Regions from separate parts of the Mus musculus genome. Here region 1 is linked to region 2. A link is a loop called in an ENCODE intact Hi-C map of the cell type or tissue named here. Cell type or tissue: heart. All regions are shown on one strand. Links, peaks and the distances in the headings refer to the core of each region. The heading gives the core; the rest is flanking DNA. Region 1 has its middle 12 kb from the start of Stom. Region 2 overlaps Gsn (gelsolin).

Region 1 (8,339 bases), core at 174-8,173, 51 kb after region 2:
AGGAAACAGAAGGCATAGGTGTGGGAAGGAAAAAACAAAATCATATAGAAAAGTCTCAAAGAACTGACATAAGACCTTTTTTAAACTAATAAGCGATTATAACAAAACGGCAGGAATAGGCTAATATAAGAGTCCGTGGCTGCCTCAAGTATTATCAATAAACAAGTGGAAGTTGAAGTTCGGAGCAAAATGCAATTTCCACTAGCCCCGACTGCAGGACGGAGACACCCACGTGTTCTTCCCTAAGTTGATCCTGTCCCTGTTGGACATGCAGAGTCTTACCGTGCGTGCAGCCCCACCATCTACCCTAAGGTCAGCATCACCAAGGTGTGCACGCATGCTCAGCTCATGTCCCGCTTTCCCAGGACCACAGCCGTGCACACCTAGTCATGCCGGTCTGTACTCTGGAGACCATCAATGCTAGAAATGACCGCCCAGTGCACTGGGTGAGAGAGGGAACATGAGCGCGTGCTCTCTCTCCTTTCAGTGTTGGCTTAGTCTCAAAGCTTGATAATGAAATCATTTTTAAGTTTACAAGAGAGTCTTAACAGATGGGAGAAAAAGTTCCCATATGCGTTCCACCCAGCCTTCTCTCCTGTTAACACTGCACATAATCATGGCGTGTTTATCAAAATGAAGAGACGACTGTAAGTCCCACCAATAACCAAACCAGAGTTCATTTGGATGTCACCAGTTTCCCATCGATGTTCTTTTTCCATTTGAGAAACTCACAGTGCATTTGGCTGTCTTAACTCCTTCGTGTCTAATCTATGACGTGCTGGGTCTGTCTTTTTGTTGACCTTAGACACTTTGAGGAGTACAGGTCAGCTTGGAGGATCTCTTTGTAAGATTATGTGCTGTATGCCATTTGAGAGCTCTACTTTTCCCACAGTAGTTTCAAGTAGAAACCTTGAGGATGGCTTCTAAAATTCTGTTATCTCTGTGTACTGGTAGGGTTGTGGGATTTAAAATATCCATTTACAGCTGGGTGGCACATGCTTTTAATCCCAGCACTCCGGAGGCAGAGGCAGGTGGATCTATATAGTTTGAGGCCAGCCTGGTCTACAGAGTGAGTTCCAGAACAGCCAGGGCTACACAGAGAAACTCTGTCTTGAAAAGCCAAAATAAAAAGATAAGTAATAAAATAAATAAATAAAACAAATCCATTTATTATGTTTTAGCAGGATTTCAGAGGTTGTATTGTTATATTTAATCTGCCACCTTTATCTGGAAGATAAAAATTTCAGAGAAACATTTTTGATCACACTAATTTCTGTTATTCTGTGGCTAATATTGTTGTAATTCTTCTGTGGGTATAATCTACAAATGACAATAGCTTTTGTTTTGTGCCATTGCTGTAATCTTTAAGGCCTGTGATGAGGTTGCAGTCCAGGCTACAGCCTATGGAAATTGGTCACTCCATCCCCTCAGCCCACAGAATGCTGTCCATGTTCCTAGCCTAATACAGAAATCCCACAGTCTAGCCCCACCCAGCCCTTCCAGTTTCTCTCTCATCTCTCCAGCGCACTTCCTGCTTACAGTGAACTCATGGCTTCTGCCAGAACCACACGTAGGCCTTTGCTTCTGCAGTTCTGTTTTCTAGACTGACTTCTATTTGGTAAATTCTCATCAGAATTGGAAAGAGGGTTTTTGTTAGAATAAAGCCTTTCATGTGGACAAGAAGTAGTGAAGAAGCAATTCAACTCTGTCCCTTTGTGTGTGTAGACCCACAAAGATGCACACACATTTTCCTACGTTAATTAATATAAGTCCAAGATGTTCCTGCCTAGCAAACTGTGCTGTTTTATGTACAATCACATATGGGTAGGTAACAGCCATTCATGTCCTGTCGCGTTATCAAAAGGATGTGTGGAATCTTTTCCACATTTAGGATCCCCAGAGTGTCAATTGTAAGACTCCCATTGTCTCAAGACAACAGAAACCCTGTTTGTAAGCACTAGTCTGACTTATTAATAACAAGAAACATGACCGCTGCTTCTGGAACATGCCCAGGGCAGGTGAAGACTCTCTATGGGTGTTGCAAGTCACTAGGCTTTTCTAAGCCTATCCAACAGTGCCCAGAGTGTCAGTGGTTAAAAACATTGTGTGGCTTCTGAGAGCAAGACTCAACAGGAAAATTACCAAACAAATATCTAAAGTCTGAGATCACACCAATGCTAACTTCTTCTGAGAGAACCATTTATTCTTGTTTGAGACATCCATAGCAGACTCTGTTGTACCCTGGAAGAAACAATGTTTAATGGGGAATTCTAAACCATTACCTTCACCACCCATCTTGAGCAGTAGTTGTTCAGGCAATGTGTTAAATACTGTGCCAAGGCTGGACATGCACAGTAGCTGTCTATCATCAGACAGAAATTATGTGTAAGCCAGACTCCAGTGAGTGCAGACAGCACACGTTCTTACATGAAGGCATACATGGTTCTGTCACCCACAGCATCTACTATTGCTGCCTCTGGTCCCCTTTTCACCTTCCACGTGACACCGGTGTCATGGGCGTTCCATGTTGAAGGAAGAATAAAAACTTGGGCTTCATTCAAAAAAAATCATCTCTATCTTATGGTAGTACAAGTATATTCACACTGGGATGCCAACGAAGAGGGATAGTCAAGAGCTATTGTTCCAGACATTAGGACTTTGAGCAGTGTATCTAGCTGTAACTATGGCCCAGAAGAAGAGGTGATACAGGTCTGCACTTATTTATAGAAATCAGATCTTTAATCATTGGTCAGAAACTTGAAAAGAACATTTTTGAGAGATTGTTAACAAGGAAGATTGAAAATGAGATACATGAATGGATCTTTCAGAAAAGAGCACAAGAGAAAGGAATTGCATGGACAGCCATGAACAGATACCCTGGCGGAGGCCTTGTAATGGAGACAGAAATGATTGAGTAGTGTATCCTTCCCACTATGGAAGAAGTTTTTAAAAACTAAAATAAACAAACAGTTGGGCATGGAGTCACTTTTCCAGTTCAACTGTTTTTGCAAGTACAGCCACACAATCCCTGTCCATTGTCATGATATTCTACTTAATACAGTTTCTGACCGTGGGACACAACAAAAGAGTGTAACTAAAACGTTTAAGCTACGGAAACGGCTAATCTTGCCACATGCACCTATCATTTGAAACCAACGCAAACAACTGATATGACTGCACAGTCTACTGAAAACTCAACATTGGCAAAGAAACAATGTGTTATAAGGTTGAGGTTCTTCTTTGAAGTGTGCACGTGTGTGTGCATGTGCATGCACGTGCGTGCATGTGTGTGTGTGCATGAGTGTGCATGTGCATATGTGCATGCATGTGTGTGTGTGTTGGAAATATCAATCAATATGTGGTGTTTCCCTACCATCTGTCCTTTGTTAAGTGGTTGAAGAGAAAGTAACTTTTTTCATCATATTTTCTCCCCCTCCCCCCATTCTCACTGACTTGTATTTTGTGGGAAGAGTGATCCTCTCTAGTTAAAAGGAAAGAGGGTGGCAGCTGAAAAGAGAAAGGAGAAAAACCAGGGGATAGCTCTTGGTGATTCCACCGATGATAATGAAAACTAAGGGGGAAGCCTCGGTAACGCGATTCAAACCCCCAGGAATGGTGGACTGGATTCTATCATTCGCTGGAGGCTGGCTCAGGAGAAAGAGAATGTAAAATAATCAGGGAAAGAAAATAAGCTATGAATAAACTTAACCGGGAGGGAAAGACCTCTACAATAAAGACTTTAAAACACTGAAGAAAGAATCTGAGGAAGACAGAAGAGGAAAGACTTCACATAGTCTTTCTTTTGTAGTCTGCATTTTAGTACTCTGAAAATGACCACAGGGCTAACGGTGTTCCAGGGGCTCAGTGCAGACGTCATCAGAATTCCAATATGGTTTTCATAGAACTAGGAAAAAAAAACCCTGAAATTCATACGGAAGCACAAAAGATCCCCAAAAGCCAAAACAGTGCTATGCTGAAAGAGCAAAGTGGGGAACCGAACCTGGATCCTCTGAAAGAGCAGCCAGTGGTCTTAACTCCTGAGCCATCTCTCCAGCTTTCCCTGGCTTGAGTTCACATGGGGTTCAGGTAGATCTAGGTCTAATGTAGAGCCACTTGCTGCTTTGTTTACTCTAGACCCTAATTATCTGGGATTTGAGACTTCCAACACTGTAACTGAGACAAGATGGCTGCCACAGCCTAATGTGACTTGGGGGCAGATGAGTGTCAGGGCTTATTCCTATGCCCTGAAGTTTTCTAGTGACTGTGACCCAGTAAAGGATATTCAGTGGGACAAGGAAATGTTATTTCTTAATGTTGCATGGCCCCTCCATTCAGATCCATTCCACAGCACATCTAGTCTAGCATTCCAGGGGGATCCAAAGCGAGACAGAAAAGAACCGCCCTGCTCATCCGTGACTGCCTTAGCAGAATGTGAGGGTACTGTAAGTCATCTCCTTCAACATGGTTTCTGCTCGTTGGAAAGCACCGGTGCACTGCTGACTTCAGTTGCTGACAAGTTGGAAAGTTTGCAAGGATTTGGGTGAATATCGAAGGAGAAAGAATTTGACCAGCTTTACTGGAACACAGGAGAGCAGAGGGAATATGTAGGAGCGCAGAATTACCACACAGAAGACGTTAATCAGTAGAATTCCAGTTACCACCAAGTCGACATCAACAGGCTCCCCTAGAGGCAGCTTCATTTTACAAGTGATAATCAGTTAGTTACTTTCTATGGTGTGCCATCTAGTGTTCATGTTCATGTTCATGTACTTCTTGGCCCAGTTAGGTTTAATAGAAGGCAGAAAGCTTGTCCTCTCAGGGTGCCCCTCTAAACACCCTGTTGTTCCTACCTTCCAGGGTTTCTTGGTCTTGTATCTAACGCACCAGCCCAGCCTGGTGAATCACCCACACCCTAGTCCTCCAATGAAGTCTCACTATTCCCACGATGCCTAGCTCAGGTTGTGCAGCAGTCAGTCCCCCCACCCCACCCCACTCCTGTGCCTCCCAGTCCCCACACTCCCAGGTTTAGTTCAGTATTACAGCCTGTGCACCAGTTCAGGCAAAGCAAACCCAGCTATGCATCACAACTGTAAGCTCTCCTGGTTACCACTGAATTGGAATCACCCTGTCCCTCGAAACAAAAATCAACACTGAGTGTGTATAGGACCGACTTAACCACCTCTCCATAACAGAACTAAAAGCAGACAAGCTCCTTCTGTTTGCTTTGTCAAATTCCGATGTGTTAGTTTTTGTTTTATCTTTTATTTAATTATCATCTCACTTAAAATTACTTTAAATTTGTGTGTGTGCATGCTTGAGCATGTGAAAGCCTGCAGAGGTTGGAAGAGGGCGTTGGATCCTCTAGAACCAGAGTTTCAAGGCACTGGGTGCTGCCATTGTGCGAATGAGTTGAACCTGGGTCTTTTGCAAGATTGGTAAGCGCTCTTGATTGCTGAGCCATCTCTGCAGTTTCCATGCCCTTGGGGCTTGCTGGCCTGCAGGGTAATTTCATTTACAAATATTCTAGTTTATTTAAAACTACCCATGCTTCTGACCTGGCGTCCTTGTGCCTCTCACTCTTAAGGATGCATTATTCTCCCCGAGACTCATTAGTAGGCTTCTTTATCAGTGTCTCTTTCGGAAAGGGGTTGTTGTGGTATAGCTGCTTCCTCTGGGCATAGCATGACCAGCGTCTACACTGGTTATTACACTGGCCTCTGTAATGGTGGCAATAAAATAATCTAGGACAGAGATAGCTAGGTGTATGGTAATAGTAACAGGTCTGTGAACACTCTAGATGCAGAGGGGTGGGAAGTCACTGGACTCTCATGTGTCTTAGGTGGTACTAGAGCATACAGGAGGTGTGAGGCTGACTGAATGGGGTACCCCACAGACTCTGTTTCGGTAAGGTCGTCACCTCATAGTCACGTGTGATTTCTCCAGTCATGCAGATGCATCTCAGTTACCCATGCTCCTTTAACTTCATCCATATTCCTCCAACGACTCAATAAATAAACTTATTGGTCTGCCCCCTACCAAAAAGTAAAAGGGAAAGAAAGAAAATTCTCAATAAGTTTTGGAGAGGATGAAAGGGGGTGCTCACTCACTCACCACTGGTGAGATTGCAGACTGATACAGCCACTCTGGAAATCACTTCGCAAAGCTAAAAGTAGCTCCTCCGCATGGCCCAGCTGGACCACTCTTTGATGTCTATGCAAAGGTACCAGCATCCTCCTGCCAAGACACTTGCTCAGCATGTTCACGTTGCTTCATTCATAATAGGTAGGAAATGGCATCAGCCTAAATGTCCTTTAACTGACGCATGAATAATTAAAGTTCATGTTGCAACACAAGTGTGTCTGCACTCACACACATCAATACACCACACGCACACACATACACACACACACACACACCATACACATACATACACAATAAACGAATGAGTAAAATGTGCTTTAATTTTTCTCTCTGTTTTCATGTGACTGTTTTCTCTGTCTGGAGGTTAAACTGTGGCCCTTCTTTTCAGTTTCATTCAGATTGGCCACAGTTCAGAATTGTAACGCATTTTCTGGAGGGATGTAGTTCAATTGGTAACAAGGAGCCATTCCACCATATAAGGGGTGCATGACATTAACACAACTTATGCCTGTTGATATGACTGTGATAGTTTTATTTGCTCCATTGCAAAGTTACTTTTTCTTCCAGCTTCTATGATGATAGCTTTGGAAAGACGTCTCTTTATGCAAATGCAGTTAATGAGTGGAAAGTTTTTTCTCTGTCTCCTTGAGAACTGAGTGTCTACATGATTTATTTGAAGTTATTTTGCAATTATTTAGCTTTCCAGATCCACATGGATAATTATTTTATAGCTGGAGTTAGAATACATTTGCATTATCTTCTTATTCAAACTGTCCCATTGGAAGCTCTGTCTTTTAGCTTCTGTTTCAGAAACAATTTTATCAACTAGAGTCCAATCTCTTTTTTTTAAAGATTTATTTATTATTATATCTAAGTACACTGTAGCTGTTTTCAGACACATCAGAAGAGGGAGTCAGATCTCATTATGGATGGTTATGAGCCACCATGTGGTTGCTGGGATCTGAACTCAGGACCTTCACAAATGGAAGAGCAGTCAGTGCTCTTAACTGCTGAGCCATCTTTCCAGCCCCCGAGTCCAATCTTTGTGTACAGTTGTTTTTGTTTTTAGACTTACAGTCCTTTCCTTCCTAGAGATCCTTCCCTGAATTCCAAAGTTACACTAGTGCATTTTCTTCTCTTCCTTTCCAGTGAGGTAGTTCTATGCGCTTCTCGCCATCCACCTTTTAACATTTGGTCTTCTGTGAGATTTTGAAAAACAAAACCAAAAGCCCACAGGCATTGATTGCAGCCCCAGTTCATTCTGGGCTTTCAAATTCTGTGAGTTTAATGCGTGAATAATGACACAGAGCCACTGATACAGCATCATATGGGATAATCTCACATTGGAGATTCCTGTGCTGTGCTTGTTGCTATTCAGACATCCTGCCTTCAGGTCCCTCATGTCCCCTGGCCATCAGCTCATTGTCTTCATGGCTTTACTTTCCCCAGATGTCATGGAGATAACCCATGATAGTCGGTTCTATGCCTGAACTTGAGTGAGTTAAAGTGCAATCGGACAGAGGCTAAAACACTTTTTCTGAGTGTATCTGTGAGAGTGTTTGTGGAAGAGACTAGCATTTGAATCAGTAGATGGAGTTAAGATCTGCCTTGAGGTGGTGTGTGTGTGTGTGTGTGTGTGTGTGTGTGTGTTTCCATTCTTTTCACTACCCTTTATTGGTAAATGCTGGCTAATATGTATTCTTCTATACAATTTGGAGAATGATCTACCATAGGCATACTTCTGGTTTAGAATGGATAATTTCTTGAGTATATAAAAAGGCCCAGAGTAAGGCAATAAATATCAAGGGTGGATCAACAGCAAAACATCATCAAATTGAGGTCTCCAGACACCCAGCGGAGATCCACCAGGAAACCCTGGGAATGCCACCAGGTGGCATTCCTGATAAAGTCTTTGGAAGAGTTGAAGGTAGCCTCAAGTGAGACTTCCAAGTAAAAGAACAAATAGCAACATAGAGAGAGAACTTCTTCAAAGTCACAGCTTACAGATACACAGCAGAAATGGACTGGGGGATTTGAAGCAGGGGCTCTCAATTGTGCTGATCTGCACGAATGAGCTTCCTATGGCCGAACTTCCGGGTTCTCGTTCCCTCTGCAGACATTTTCATGTCAGAGGATAAATACTAGTGAGCTCTGTTGGAAAGAGCCTGCCTTTCAGCTGCTCTCAAGCCCACGCTTTG
Region 2 (8,339 bases), core at 123-8,122:
CGTGGACTTTGTTATGTGTCAGTCCCCAGCTCTTGAATCTCCATCCCCGGGGACTCAGAAATCCCTGCTTACCCAAAGTGGTCTTGTGAAATCTTGGCTAGTGGACACCTCTTGTTTCTAAGTCAAATGAATTCTTTATACTGGAATTTCTTAGATTTATGGGAATATTGCAGATAGTGCATAACCCCCCATCCCGCTTCTCCTTAGCCTAACGTAAGTAAGCAGGCACATTTGTCAGCTAAGAGCCTGAGACTGGCCAATGCTGCCCACCAATTCTAGGCATGATTCTGGTTCTCCCAAGTTCGTTCCAAGCATGGTCCAGGCTGGCACATCATGTTTGCCGGTTGACATTTTTCTTTCCGTTATTCATGATTTCAAAAGCTTCCCAGCAAACTCTACATCTTGTCCGAGCCCCCACACTTTTACTAAGGCAAAGTCTCACATATCCTGGGCTGACCTTCAACTTTCTACATAGGTAAGGATAAAATTCTGATCTCCTGCCTCTACCTCCTGAGTTCTGGGACTGCGGGTGTGCACCTCCACCCCTGGTTTATGTGGTGCTAGGAGAATAGAACCCCAGGGTTCGTGCATGCTAGGCCAGCACTCCACCAACTGTGAGCTACATGCTTGGCCTCAAGTTCCTCCTCCCTTCCTTCCACTTACCCTCCTTCCTATTCTAGGTGCAGTAGCATCTGTGTTACATGGAAGGTGGAAGAGCGTGAGTGTGCTCAGAGCTGGTGGGCATGGATGTTGATCTGCGCCCCTGCCTGTCTCTGGTGCTCACATGCTCTCGTCTCTGTCCCCACAGGTCTCCAACGGTGCAGGTAGCATGTCAGTCTCCCTAGTGGCTGATGAGAACCCCTTCGCCCAGGGCGCCCTGAGATCTGAGGACTGCTTCATCCTGGACCATGGCAGAGATGGGAAAATCTTTGTTTGGAAAGGTATGGGGCGGGTCCTAGGTCACCACAGGTTTCTAGAATCTCAGTCCCAGGGGGAACAGAGGCTGCTGGGACAATGAAGGCACCTGGGATCCTGAATCAATGTCTCATTTTGCAGCTGATTCACTGTGTGATCTTAGGCCCTTGCTGGGCCCAAGTCCCTGTTTGGGCTCAAATGAGTGTTTGCCAATTGTGTGACAAGATCAGTCCTCCAAGAAGTTAATGGATACCATATAGTGTGTGTGTGTGTGTGTGTGTGTGTGTGTGTGTAGATTGAGCTCTGTGCTACCTGAGCCCCAGCATGCTGAATGGGGTTAAGCAATATGTTATTATAAGACTTGGAACTCTCTGCTGGGTATCAGGGCCTTTTGTGAAGGAGATTGCACCAGGAGTCACCAGGGAAGTCCTTATGAATGGGTGGCTCCTGTGAGAGCCCAGAGATGTCTGAGAAGACCCCCAGTGCTTCCTCTGACACTGATGCTGGGAAGACGGGAGGGAGGGAAGTGAGTAGGGACAGCAAGAACTTGAGAGGCTCCTTGAGTCTGGGCTGTCTGTCTGAGGGATGTGGGCATGGACTGGCCAGGGCCTCACCTGACTCTTAAAGGCTCTCAAGGGCTGGAACAGAGGCCAGGCAGTGGATAGGCAGGATCACCTTGCCTTGGAAAGAGGCTTCTGTGTAAAGTGTGCAGCCTGGGTGTCTGTACCAATGTGGCTGGCTAATTTCCTATGATTTCTCTGAGATCCCGTTTCCTTATATATGAGAGGGCACAAATCAGCCATGACTTTCGTGATTTAAGGCTGTTGTGTGGATTAAATGGAATAATCTGAGTGTCATTCTAGCGCCGAATCTGTATTCAGTAAATTGACCACAGTGGTTATCATGGTTGCTGTTATTGGCCAGGAGATGGGGAGTGTCTCTTGGAGCTAGGAACCCTCAGGGATTAGGGGTGATGCTCTCTGGCTATTGTCTAAATGTAAGGAGAACAGGGAGGTGGACTGGCTACCCCTTTCCAGGGACCTCTGGCTACTAGCCTTACATTGTTATTCTGATTTCTGGCAGGCAAGCAGGCCAACATGGAGGAGCGGAAGGCTGCCCTCAAAACAGCCTCTGACTTCATCTCCAAGATGCAGTACCCCAGGCAGACCCAGGTGAGGTTCTCATGTCAGGGAGAAGCATGTTCAGTGGGGGTGAGGGATGGAGAGGGTCCCCCATCCTCCTCAGGGACCAACCAGCCCCTGAGGCTCCCTAAGACCCCTGCTAGGCAGCCTGGCCACATCCTAAGCCTCTCTTCCCTTCCCAGGTTTCAGTTCTCCCAGAGGGCGGTGAGACCCCTCTCTTTAAGCAGTTCTTCAAGAACTGGCGGGACCCAGACCAGACAGACGGCCCCGGCCTGGGCTACCTCTCCAGCCACATTGCCAACGTGGAGCGCGTACCTTTCGATGCTGCTACGCTGCACACCTCCACCGCCATGGCCGCTCAGCACGGCATGGATGATGATGGAACTGGCCAGAAACAGGTAATTGCAACCACAGTTCTACAGCAAAGAATTCCACAGCCCAGGCTCAGTCACTGGCCCCGTTACACCAGCTAAAGGATAGAGAAGGGCAGATTGAGGCTTTATCAATGTAGTCAAACTGGGGAGAACAAAAAAAAGGGGCCCCAAGCCCTCCCCCAAGTCCATCTTCACAGCACTGACTTGAGCTTTGGGTTTAGATATAGGGAGAGTTGGGGCTAGAGGTGTGTATGAATAAGCAGTCTTGGGCCAAGCATGGCGTGGTTAATCATCTGATATCTAGTCTGCATATCGAGGCCAGTTTGACTCCAGGGTGCGCCCCGCTCTCTTGGATATTCCCCATCACTGGAGGCGACGAGCTCCTCAAGAGTGAGCACAGGTTCAGGGCAATGACTTATCTGAGTGCCTTCAGCCTTGAAGGAGCAAAGGCAGATGAGATAGGTCTGCGAGACTCCTCTTGAAGTAACGTGTCTATAAGCAGAGCTGAGCAAGTGATGCAGACCTAAACAAGATGGAGAATTCCGTGTTCTCCTGGCTTCAGTTACCCTGTGAGCCAGTGCTTTCTAACAAAAAGCAGTTTCTAAGTACTTGTTACAGTGTCACTGTGCCTGGGCTGGCTTTGGCTAGATGCCTCCCTTCCCTGTCTCTCTACCTGCTATAGCTCACACCCAACCTCTACCGCCCCGAGGGTGTTTCTCCCAAGTTTACACCACAGCCTGTGGTACATGAGATTCTTCACTTCCACTTTTTTTGTTTGTTTGATTTTTAACAATCAACATTCCCTGAGTACCTACTGTGTGCCAGGCTCCCAGACTCCATCTTCCTCCCCAGGAGTGCCTGGGTGGGAAGGGAGGTGACCACAGCCACAGTAGAGTCTTGAAATCCGTTGTTCCCGGAGCTGAAGGGAACCTCTGGGATTTTGTGGGAACACAGGGAAGGCAGTGGGAATGGGGTGGCTGGGATTGGCTAGCACAGTAGGAGCGGGAGTTTGCTGTGAGGGAGTAGGGACACATTCCAGGCAGGACCTGTTTTTTGAGGAGCATGGTGCCAGAGGGACCATGAGTGCAGCACATGGGGTACGGCAGTAATAAAATAGCTTGGGTTTTCTTTTGGTTTTAGTAGATGTATGACAGATTTGGTTCTGTGCTTTAAAGGCCCGCCATAAAAAATAGGTAAGAGGTAGAAACATGAGCTAGAACATCTGGGAATGGGGAGGGGTCGTTCTGATCGGTTAGGGGAGAGATAAAGCACCCGGGAGTGGGGAGACAGGGTGCAGGTGGAGAGGTGGAGGTGTGCTCATAGATGCTTGGGGCCCAGAGTCCATTCCAGGTCAGCGTCCACTGTTCCCCTAAGAGGCATAGCGACAGTCACCATTACTGTCACGGGTGCTGTTCTCTCCGTACTACTGGCCAGTGTGCAGAGGAGGCAGCGAAAGCGTTTGGTAGACAGAGAGTTGAGCCTGGCCATTTACTCAACCTCTCTGAGCCTCAAATGCTCCTCACCTCCAAGACTCCATGCTGCGGGCTCAGTGCCTCCACTTGACCACTAGGTGTCACTGGAGGGCCTCCCGATGACTGGTTGCTAGCGCTGTTTGTACAGATCTGCCTGCAGAGGGAGGTCATTATGAGCCCACCCAACTATGGCCCCGATGAATAAAGTGACCTATAAAATCCATAGGGAGAGTGGAAATACTGGTGATATAATGCCGATCCTGTTAATGGCAGTTGGGCCTAATAGAGCTAGCTTGTGGTAGGGGCATCATGGCATCTTCATGACTAGAATGGAAGGCTTGACACCATTTATGGCTGTTGTCACCATCACTTTTCAGGTGAGAAAGCTGAGGCTCTGAGAGGGGCCATCGGAAGTCATATGACCTCTCAGGGGGCATGGCTTAGGTTTGACTCAGGCTTGGCTCAATCTTCTAATCTAGAGCTGTCTTGAGGGGCTTTTCAGGGGGGAGAAACAGATCATCTGGTCAGACGTGGTGGGAAGAGGTAGAGCGGGAACTCTGCGATCATATCCTGCTGTGCCTCTCAAGGGCTCTGAGCGCCGGGCAAATTATTTAACTTTATTTAACTTTGCTTGGGCCTGGATGGCACCGCGTTCCCATGAAAAACTTGTCCTGTTCTCCACACTGTCCACTATACTGGGGTCCCAGCTTGCCCAGGGTGACAGAGGGCACACTGCAGTGTCTGACCTCAGCTCTGCCTCTGCAGATCTGGAGAATTGAAGGTTCCAACAAGGTGCCAGTGGACCCTGCCACATACGGGCAGTTCTATGGAGGCGACAGCTACATCATTCTGTACAACTACCGCCACGGTGGCCGCCAGGGACAGATCATCTACAACTGGTGAGGAGCCTGGGCTAACTGCTGAGTCTTAGGGGGGAGTTTGTGGAGCCATAACTGTGCCTGAATATGCTGACAAAGGGAGTCTGGAGTATAGAGGCCTGAGCTTGGACAGCCATACCTTGCTGGGGCCCGTTCTCAAGCAGAGTCACAACCCTGAACTTCTTGTCATGCCCAACTTAGGGACAGAGACACACCAACCCAGCAGCTCTTGCCAGGCAGTGCCAAGTGCTAATACTAATTTATCTTTCCAGAGGCTTCTGTTGTAATAATTACAGATTATTCTATACTACAGAAATATGTGATATATACATATATATCAATTATAATTATTTAAATTATAATAATTATTTAAATTATAATTATTAATTATATCAATCATTTAAATAATTGTTTTACAGAAGAACATAGAATCACATTGCTCCAGATCCAAAGCAAAGCCCAAAGGTGTCATTCTGAACTTTCCGTTACACCTGTGACTCATCTGCCAAGCCCCACCCTTTCCTCTTGACCAGTTTGGCAATTTTTATTTATCCTTTTTGCATGATTACTGGAAGGATGTATAATGTAAGCGCACACTAAGCACATTTCCCTGTAGCTGGCCTTTTGGCTATTACCTTCCTGGAAATTTACAGCTTCCTGGAGTGGGTGTGTGTCTAACAGCCATGCCATCCCTTTGGGTTGCTGTACTGTGGTTTACTGACAAGCTCCCACACCCATGCATGCTTGGGTGCTAGTCCGCTGTCTCATCAGTGTCAGTGACTTTAAGCAACAGGTGGGTGTGTAGAGAAGTCTCTATGATGAGTTCCCAGGAGTGGATTGCCAGTCAATGGACCTGTCAGTCATTTTGATAGATAGCTCCAGTTTCCCTGGCTAGTGCCTGGGCCTTTCATATCCCTGTACTCCTGCCAGCTACATGCAGGAGTCCCTGTTTCCCTGGATCCACCTAAGCAGATTGTGTTGTTAAAACTCATGGATAGTTTATAAAGTGTTGTTTTTTTTTTTTTACTTTAAGTTTGCATTGGGGGTCAGGGTGTGGCTCAGTGGCAGAACACTTGTGTGCATGCTGGCGGCTCTGGGTCCCTCCCCTAGTACTGAAAGATAAACAATAACATACTGGTGACCCTGTTACTAGACACTCTCAGACTTTTGTCTGAATAATAGTTGTCATATTTCTTCTCCATTGAAGTTTCATTTTGAAATAATTTTAGACCTACTGAAGAGTTGAAAAAAAAAAAACCCACAAAAGAAACCAAAGCAAGAAACCCTGGTCAGTTCTCACATAAGTTCTGCCCCGCCTGCTTCCTTTCACAGCCCAGGCAGCCGTGGGCCGGCTGATGCAGTGCTGTGCATCTGTCTGTGTCTACTCTGTGTCACCAGGTCCGCATTCCTCAGTCTTTCCTGGCCCAGGCCCTAACCCAAGATCCCATGGGACATCTCTAGGGCTTAGGACCCCAAGGGGTCTCCTAAGCCTTCTGGGACTGTGACACCGATTACCGCTCCTTTATGACCGTAGCCCCTGAAGAGTGGTACCCAGGAATCAAGTGCACACACTGTCTGGCAATCCCATATTTTTAAAAGCTTCTGCTTTTTGTTTGCTTGTTTATCTTGTTTTGTTTTGTTTGTTTGTTTCGGTTTTTCGAGCGAGACAGGGATTTTCAGTGTAGCCCTGGCTGTCCTTGAACTCACAGATATCCACATGCCTTCACTTCCCAAGTGCTGTCACTAAAGGAGTGTACCACTGCTGTCTGACTGAGAGCATCAGCATTTAAAAGCTAAATACAGATATCGTTATTGCAGGGACATGGGGATGCTGAAGTTTGAACCCAGAGCCTAGCATATGCTAGGCAAGCCACTGCCAGTGATACCATTTTTTACCTTTTATTTTGAGACAGAGCCCCACTAATTTGCCCATGCAGGCCTTGAACTTGCAATCCTCCTCCCTTAATTCCCCAGGTAGCTGAAACTGCAGTCCTGTATCACTAAGTTCAACATACGATTCAAACGTCTTAGGAGGCTTTTTGACATATGGTGTGTGCCAGGGACAATATAAGGCCCAGCCTTGGCAAGAAGCTGAGGTGGGGGGACCTTGAGTCTCCCTAACTCTCCCTCTCAGGGAAGTTACCACACACAGCACACATCCAGGAGTCCTTTTCACATGTCCCCATGAGGGTGATTGACTGGTGTCTTTCCTCACAGATGGCACACATCATGCCAGCTGTTTCTGTCTTTTTATACCAGCAAATGCCCCGACTACTTTTGTGCATCTGAGTCTCAGTACGCTCTTTGTATGTCTATCAGAGGACCCAGGGAGTTCCGCAGGCACATTTAGGACAGGGAATCTTCCCGGTGTACCTGAGCTAGGAGTAGGCAGGTTGACAAAGCTGCTGTCTCTGGCTCTCCCCACAGTCCCTGCACTTTTCCATCCCAGGTCACCCCTACAACAAGCAGCTTCATGGGTTACTAGAGCTCAGAGCAAGAAAGAGGCCCATAAACTAGGAACTATGGAAACTAGAGCTGAGTCTTTCTCCCTCTTCTAGGCAGGGTGCCCAGTCTACCCAGGATGAGGTTGCTGCTTCTGCCATCCTGACTGCCCAGCTGGATGAGGAGCTGGGAGGAACTCCTGTCCAGGTGAGCCAGAGTATTGCCTCTTATGGCTTCAGTCAGGACTTCATCTGTTTGCTCACTTAGCTGCCTAATTATCCATCCGTTCATCCGTCATCCATCTATCATCCATCCATCCACCCATCCATCCACCCATCCATCCACCCATCCATCTATCCACCTGTCCACTTATCCATCCATCCACCCATCCATCCATCCATCCATCCACCCATCCACCTATCCATCATCCATCCATCCATCCATCCATCCACCCACCCACGCATCCATCCATCCATCCACTCACCCACCCATACATCTATCCATCTGTCTATCTACTCACCTACCCATGCAATAAACGTTTATGCATGGCCCCTATGCACTAGACTTAATGTCTGTATCCAGATATATATATCTCCCTTGGTTGTCCACCAGGGGATGACACAGTTGATCCCTGCAGGGCACATTTAGGACAGGAAATCTATGTGCTGTGTTTAGATCTAAGTAAGAAGACAGGCTAGAGATAGGGGAAAGTTGGAAGTTGGGGCCATATGGGGTACAGTGGTGCCTCCAGACCCGAAAGGCTCTTTGCATTCCCTCACGCTTTCATGTGTCTGGGACTGACCTCAGCATTCTGAAAGAATGTACTCAAGCACTCCGTCCTTCCTTTTAAGGTCATGTTTATAAACTTGGACTTCCCTGGTTTTTGGACCGGACTCAGGGGCTGTAAGGCAAGGCTTCACAGGGATGGATGGTGGGAAAACAGCACCCAGGGGGCCTGAGCAGTGACATCATCTCCAACTTTCTCTTCTCAGTACTGTGGTGCTGCAGAGTATGATTGATGTTGTTCCCTGCACAGTGCCCCCAACCATAGTCAGACACAGTGTGGTGGCCTTCCTGGAGGAATGGTCCAGGACCATTAAAAAGAAAAAGAAAAGC

Evidence for each region. Peaks named below come from ENCODE experiments on the same cell type or tissue, not always from the same donor. Only the 100,000 strongest peaks of a DNase experiment are listed, where the experiment ranks them.
Region 1: it touches region 2 in a loop (5-fold over the local background); 28 of 42 quality-filtered maps call a loop at or near these places.

What each region holds. Positions count from the first base shown.
Region 1 is chr2:35,344,685-35,353,023 of GRCm38, forward strand. No RefSeq gene overlaps it. Among named protein-coding and RNA genes, the nearest start is that of Stom, 12 kb to the left of the region's middle. In heart, for the core only: a CTCF peak has its summit at 4,712 (motif pointing left); a DNase peak (open chromatin) is centred at 1,497.
Region 2 is chr2:35,294,127-35,302,465 of GRCm38, forward strand. It overlaps Gsn (gelsolin), which reads left to right. Exons shown (of 17, transcript NM_146120.4): 7 at 809-941; 8 at 1,999-2,087; 9 at 2,240-2,455; 10 at 4,669-4,802; 11 at 7,340-7,430. Among named protein-coding and RNA genes, the nearest start is that of Gsn, 16 kb to the left of the region's middle. In heart, for the core only: no CTCF peak of the experiment used is centred there; DNase peaks (open chromatin) are centred at 3,995, 4,778 and 8,095; H3K27me3 peaks cover 746 bases.